Regions from separate parts of the Mus musculus genome. Here region 1 is linked to region 2. Evidence: chromatin loops called from intact Hi-C (ENCODE). Cell type or tissue: heart. All regions are shown on one strand. Each heading gives the region's core, and the rest is flanking DNA. Links, peaks and the distances in the headings are about the cores only. Region 1 overlaps Lrrn2 (leucine rich repeat protein 2, neuronal). Region 2 has its middle 5.9 kb from the start of Gm38687.

Region 1 (2,905 bases), core at 253-2,752, 50 kb before region 2:
CTCCAAAGAGGGGATTGGGTTTCTTTCTTTTTTAAAAAGATTTATTTATTATTATATATAAGTACACTATAGCTGTCTTCAGACACACCAGAAGAGGGCATCAGACTCATTATGCATGGTTGTGAGCCACCAGGTGGTTTGCTGGGATTTGAACTCAGGACCTTTGGAAGAGTAGTCTCTTAACCGCTGAGCCATCTCTCCAGCCCGGGGATTGGGTTTCTAACACAAGAATATGGAGCCTGAATTCAGACCATAGTTTCATGGGATAGGAGGGAAGGTAGAATTTCAATCTCAAGGTGAGACTGGCTCGGTGGATTATTAATAATGGCTGAAGTCTTGGTGGCCTCCGTGGCTCCTGAGACTACACTAAGCCTACATTACACACAGAATCATGTCCAGACCATCCTGGCCCTGGCTTGCAATGCTCTTTTCCACTCTCCTCACAGGCCACAGGGAAACACTCCTTGCCATTCACTTCCTATAGCTTTCTCCCAGGCCTCTGCTTCTGGTGGCTCCTGAGTTGAATGTCTGCCCATTATCTGTGTTTCCTGTGACCCTTCTTGGTCCAGACTCCCTCTAGGAGCTTGGTCCTCCCAGCCTAGGGAGATTCTTAAAGACAATCTTATCAAAGTGCCTATCAACCTCACTCATCATTTTAGATACCAGCTGGGATAAAACACTATAACCATAAGCAGCTTGGGGAGGCAAGAGTTCATTTCCTTTTCCATTTATGCACACTGTGCATCATCAAAGAAGCCACGGCAAGAAATCAAGGCAGCAACCTGGAGGCAGGAGCTAGTAGAGGCCATGGAAGAGTCTCACTTACTGGCTTGTGCCTCATGGCATAGCCTGCTTTCTTACAGAACTCAGGACCACTGGCCCAGGGATGACACTGCCCACAGTGAGCTAGGCCATCTCCCATCAATCATCAATCAAGATGGCCAGTCTGGTGTAGATGTTTTCTTAACTGTAACTCCTCCTTTCCCAAATGACTATGTCTTAGTTAGGGTTTTACTGCTGTGAACAGACACCATGACCAAGGCAAGTCTTATAAAGGACAACATTTAATCGGGGCTGGCTTACAGGTTCAGAGGTTCAGTCCAGAATCATCAAGGCAGGAACATGGCAGCATCCAGGCAGGCATGGTAGAGGCAGAGCTGAGAGTTCTACATCTCCATCTGAAGGCCGCTAGCAGAATACTGGTAGCTATGGTAAGGGTCTTAAGCCCATGCCCACAGTAACATAACTAGGCCAACAAGGTTACACCTTCTAATCCTGCCACTCCCTGGGCCGAGCTTATGCAAACCATCACAGACTAAAATTTGTGTCAATTTGATATAAAACTATCCCACACATATTTCCTCTGAATACTCACCTAACTTCCTACATGTAGGGGGACTATGCCTGTCCCCAATACTTGCCTAACTTCCTATATGTGGGGGGACTATACATTGCCTGTTCCCACAGCTGAGCCCTGCTGCTCCACTATAACACCTTTATATTCCATAGAGATTTTTCCATTGTTTTGTTCTCAATCTGTGAACAACCACCTGCCCTCCCTGTATGCTATGTCCCTCGTCTTTCCCACGTGTGAAGTGCCCAACATGAGTGAAAGGCCTACTGGACCTTTACTGACCCTACTTGGAAGTTTCCCTGGGCCCGGGACAGAGGAAGTGGGGGGATTCTAGAAGACTCCATTCTTACCTGTCAGGAGAGCAACAGCAAGCATCTTGTGAGTAAATGCTTTAGAGGTTTCTAAGTATCATTCCTTGCTTTATAGAATGGGGATCTCGGGAGTCATCCAGCTCAAACATGGGTCTCCATGCCCTATCCATCCTCAGACTCTGATGCTGGAGGGCTGGGTGGACTCAGGAATATACATTTCTGAGGACGTTCTCCAAGCTGTTGCTACTGATGGCTGGGAGGAGGGATGAGCCTATGATCAAAGCCTATTCCCAGACATAGCCTGGGCTACATTGCCACCATTCCCCACGCCCTGTGCTGTGCTCTCTCCCCTTGTCTGTAGGGCAGGCAGTCTAGGTGAATATGGAGAGAACAGGAAAGAGCTGAGCTGGGGAGGACACCTATGGGATGAACTCTAGGCGCCTATGGGGTAGGGAGGACTGAAGGACTGAGCCAGACCAGGGCAGACCTGGAAGGGTGTGGAGGGTTGATAGGCTATCTCATTGCAGTGAAGGGAGGAGAGAGAGAGAGAGAGAGAGAGAGAGAGAGAGAGAGAGAGAGAGAGAGAGAGAGAGAGAGAGAGAGAGACCCACTGAAGGCCTCAGCTGCAGCTATTTATCTCCCAGCCTGCCTGCCACAGCTGACAGAGGGGAAGGCTTGCGCCCTGGAGCCCAGGCCTTCTTTGCGGCGTGATTTATCTCTGGGCTTCATCTGGTAAACCTGCTGATGAAACGAGTCTCCTTTTCTCCCTGCCTCATCAATTTTCATTCTGATTTCATCTTCCTTTTCCGTTAGGAAGGGCTTAGCCTTTCTCCGTGCTTAACCGGCCTGTTCCACATCCGCTCTGCCTTCTAACCCGCCAGCCACCCCACCTCCGGCTGCGTGTAGCCAGGTGCGAGGGAGACCCACAGCTTCTCACGATTATGGCAGATGCCTTCCTATCAGCTGGGGACTTGGGGACTATTAGCTGAGGACTCAGTGCACAGAGAGGAGACAAGAGCCCCACAGGATTGCAGGCTGTGGCTTCTCAGCGCATGGAGGAGGCAATGGGTGCTCATCCGGGAGCAAGTGCTCTGCAGAGGCATCGGATTACCGAGGCTTTAGACAGGAAGGTATTTCCTAGATGTGTGGTGAGGAATGGAATAGCAATCAGCATTGCTTGTGTCCCTCTCTAGTGCCTTCCTTGCCCCTGTTCCTAGTTCCCCGTGGCTAAGGGCCATCT
Region 2 (2,905 bases), core at 322-2,821:
CTCTGCGTGGTGTTTTTGTTGTTGTTTTGTTTTGCTTGTTACCTTGCACAGCTTCCTTAAATCAAGTAAGTGCATTCTCAATTGCCCTGTAGCAGAAGGCAAGGAGGCAAGGGGGCATGAGGTGGGCCACAAGGAAAGTTTGACAGCATAACAAAGTGAGCAAAATGAAATGCATTCATGTGACATTCTTCCCATAGAGCCTCCCCAACCCCCCATTGTCTTCTCTGTTTCTAGTGAAACTCTGTCGAATGCCTGCCTTAATAGCACAAAATTCTGCTTCCTTTGCTTTGATAAATTATGAAGTCAATCTATGTAGCTAACTCGACATCAGGTCTGGTCCATAGGCAAACCTTTGGTTGGGAACCCAGGCCCAGCTAACAGCTGTGAAGAAGTGCAGGGTGTGGTGGTATACACCTTTAGTCCTGGCACTGGGGAGAAAGGCAGAGGCAGAGGCAGAGGCAGAGGCAGAGGCAGAGGCAGAGGCAGAGGCAGAGGCAGAGGCAGAGGCAGAGGCAGAGGCAGAGGCAGAGGCAGAGGCAGAGGCAGAGGCAGAGGCAGAGGCAGAGGCAGAGGCAGAGGCAGAGGCAGAGGCAGAGGCAGAGGCAGAGGCAGAGGCAGAGGCAGAGGCAGAGGCAGAGGCAGAGGAGGCAGAGGCAGAGGAGGGATATCTGTGAATGTGAAGCCATCCTGGGCTTCATAGTGAAACCCTGTCTCAAAAAGAAAGAGGGTGACTAAGAGAAGAAAAGAGGGGAGGGGAGGGAGATGGAGGGGGAAGGGAAGGGAAGGGAAGGGAAGGGAAGGAAAGGAGAGTAGAGGGGAGGGGAGGGGGAGAGGAAAGTAAGAAGAGGAGAGGAGAGGGAAGGGGAGGGGAGAAATGAGGATGTTCATTTCTGAGCGTTGGTTTTCTATCCTTGGTAGAGGACACTGTCTGGCGTAGGGGACTTGAGAGATGGCTCCTTGACTTCCAACCGTTGTCCTGGATTCAGATAAACCAGGGGCAGGCCGCTCCTTATGTGAGGAGTTAGGCTGGGACTCCACAGGCAGTGTCAGTGAACAGCCATCACATGTGACACATTATTGTCTAGCCCAGCCCAAGAGTGCATGGGAAGATGGGCAGCCTTAGCTTGGCAGAGTCCGCCTCAGTCGGGCCTTGGTTTACTCTCAGCTGCTGCAAAAGCTCGCCCTCGTGCTGAGGTTCACCTACTTGTCCTTGACTCAAGCTCTACAGGGAAATCACAGGCCCATCTCGCCGGTCACTGCCCCTAGACTGCACACTGAGAGATTCTAGGGACAATAATTTCTAAGTGCATTACTTATGTGCTGAAGTTCTGCCATGGGAACTTGGGACATGGAGCAGGGACAGGCTGTGCATTCATCATAAAGCAATCAGTGGATGGCAGGGGCCTGGAGCCACTGAGTCTGTCCAGTGGGGAAAGCAGAAGGGAAGGCTGCCTGCCAAGGAACTCTCATTTGTCATGAAGACATTGCTCATCTGGCTTCCAGGTGCCCAAGCCTCCTCCTGGTTTTCCTACTAACAGAGATATTGTCCTGGCCTTCCCCAACCTTGTTCCTGCCCTCTGTCCTGGCATCCATCTGCCCTGCTACAGTTGGTCCAGACGTTGCCTGAAGCTGCAGCTCTGGCAGGTTAGCCTTCAGGAAGTCACTTATTGCATGTGGCTTGTCCTCATAGTTCTGAGGTCTCGAGACCTGGCTCTGCTCTCCCTAGTTTCCAAGAACATACACCTTGCAGCTGTTTCACTCAATGACTCATAAGGTCCTTCCCCAGCATCTCGGGCCATCTCTGCACTGAGCAGAGGCCTGATCTTCCCAAGGCTCCCCTCTTACCTCCTGGAGTCATTGCCTTAACCCAGGATAAGGGCAAGGTCATTGACGTTATTTTCATGGCAAGCATGGTGGGCCTTCTAGATCGCTGCCATTTTAACAGGGAGCAACAGACAGGCATGACAGCACACGCCTTTAGTCCCAGCACTTGGGAGGCAGAGGCAGGAGCATCTCTATAAAGTTCAGGCCAACCTGATCTACCTTGTAAGCTCTCAGCCAGCCAGGACTACAGAATGAGTCCGTGTCTCAAAAAAAAAAAAAAAAAAAAAAATTAAATTAACAGGAAGTAACGTCTTTGTCCATGTGTAACTAACTCCTAGAGGTAGATTTAAGGAATAAATCAGAAAGAGAGTATCGTTTTTACAGTTGTCGTTTGTTTGTTTACTTATTTATTTGGGTGTGGGTGGGTGAGGGGCTGTGTGGGCGTCTTTGTCCACGTGTAACTCCTAGAGGTAAATTTAAGGAATAAATCAGAATGAGTATCGTTTTTACAGTTGTTGTTTATTTATTTGGGCGTGGGTGGGTGAGGGGCTGTGTGGGTGCCACAGTGCTCTCCTGAAGATCAGAAGACAACTTCAAGACTTGGTTCTTTCCTTCCACCACACAGGTCCTGGGGCTCGAACTCCAGTCGTCAGACTTGGCAACAAGCACCATCGCCCTCTGAGCTAACTCGCCAGCCCGGCCCTTGTTCTTTTCTGAGATGGGGGTTTCAACAGGTAGTGCAGACTGGCCTCAAACCTGAGGTCTCCCTACCTCAGCCTCCTAAGTGCTGGGACTGCAAAAAGCTTGGGACTGGGCATAGTGGAGGCAGGAGCAGCCAAGACTCTTGACTAAAAGAGCTACGGCATGGCGCCAGTCACAGATGAACCATGAGCCCAGAATTGCAAATAAACCCCAGAGAGCACTGTTCTACCTGCAAGTCCTCAAGCTCTCCTCTGTCTCCACTCATCTGCCTCACATCCAGCCGAGGAAAGGATTAGGCGATAAGCCACGGATGCAAAGTCAGACTTTCTCCTTTGTGTCTAAGCCTGTGCTCCCCACACTGGCGAAGGTGTGGGTGAAG

Evidence for each region. Hi-C counts contacts between places; a loop is a spot of excess contacts. Peaks named below come from ENCODE experiments on the same cell type or tissue, not always from the same donor. Only the 100,000 strongest peaks of a DNase experiment are listed, where the experiment ranks them.
Region 1: it touches region 2 in a loop (2.7-fold over the local background); 2 of 42 quality-filtered maps call a loop at or near these places.

What each region holds. Positions count from the first base shown.
Region 1 is chr1:132,926,100-132,929,004 of GRCm38, forward strand. All of the region lies in intron 1 of Lrrn2 (leucine rich repeat protein 2, neuronal), which reads left to right. Gm31159 (a long non-coding RNA gene) reads right to left here. Exons shown (of 3, transcript XR_878529.3): 1 at 1-2,905. Among named protein-coding and RNA genes, the nearest start is that of Gm31159, 2.3 kb to the right of the region's middle. In heart, for the core only: no CTCF peak of the experiment used is centred there; no DNase peak of the experiment used is centred there.
Region 2 is chr1:132,976,125-132,979,029 of GRCm38, forward strand. No RefSeq gene overlaps it. Among named protein-coding and RNA genes, the nearest start is that of Gm38687, 5.9 kb to the left of the region's middle. In heart, for the core only: no CTCF peak of the experiment used is centred there; no DNase peak of the experiment used is centred there.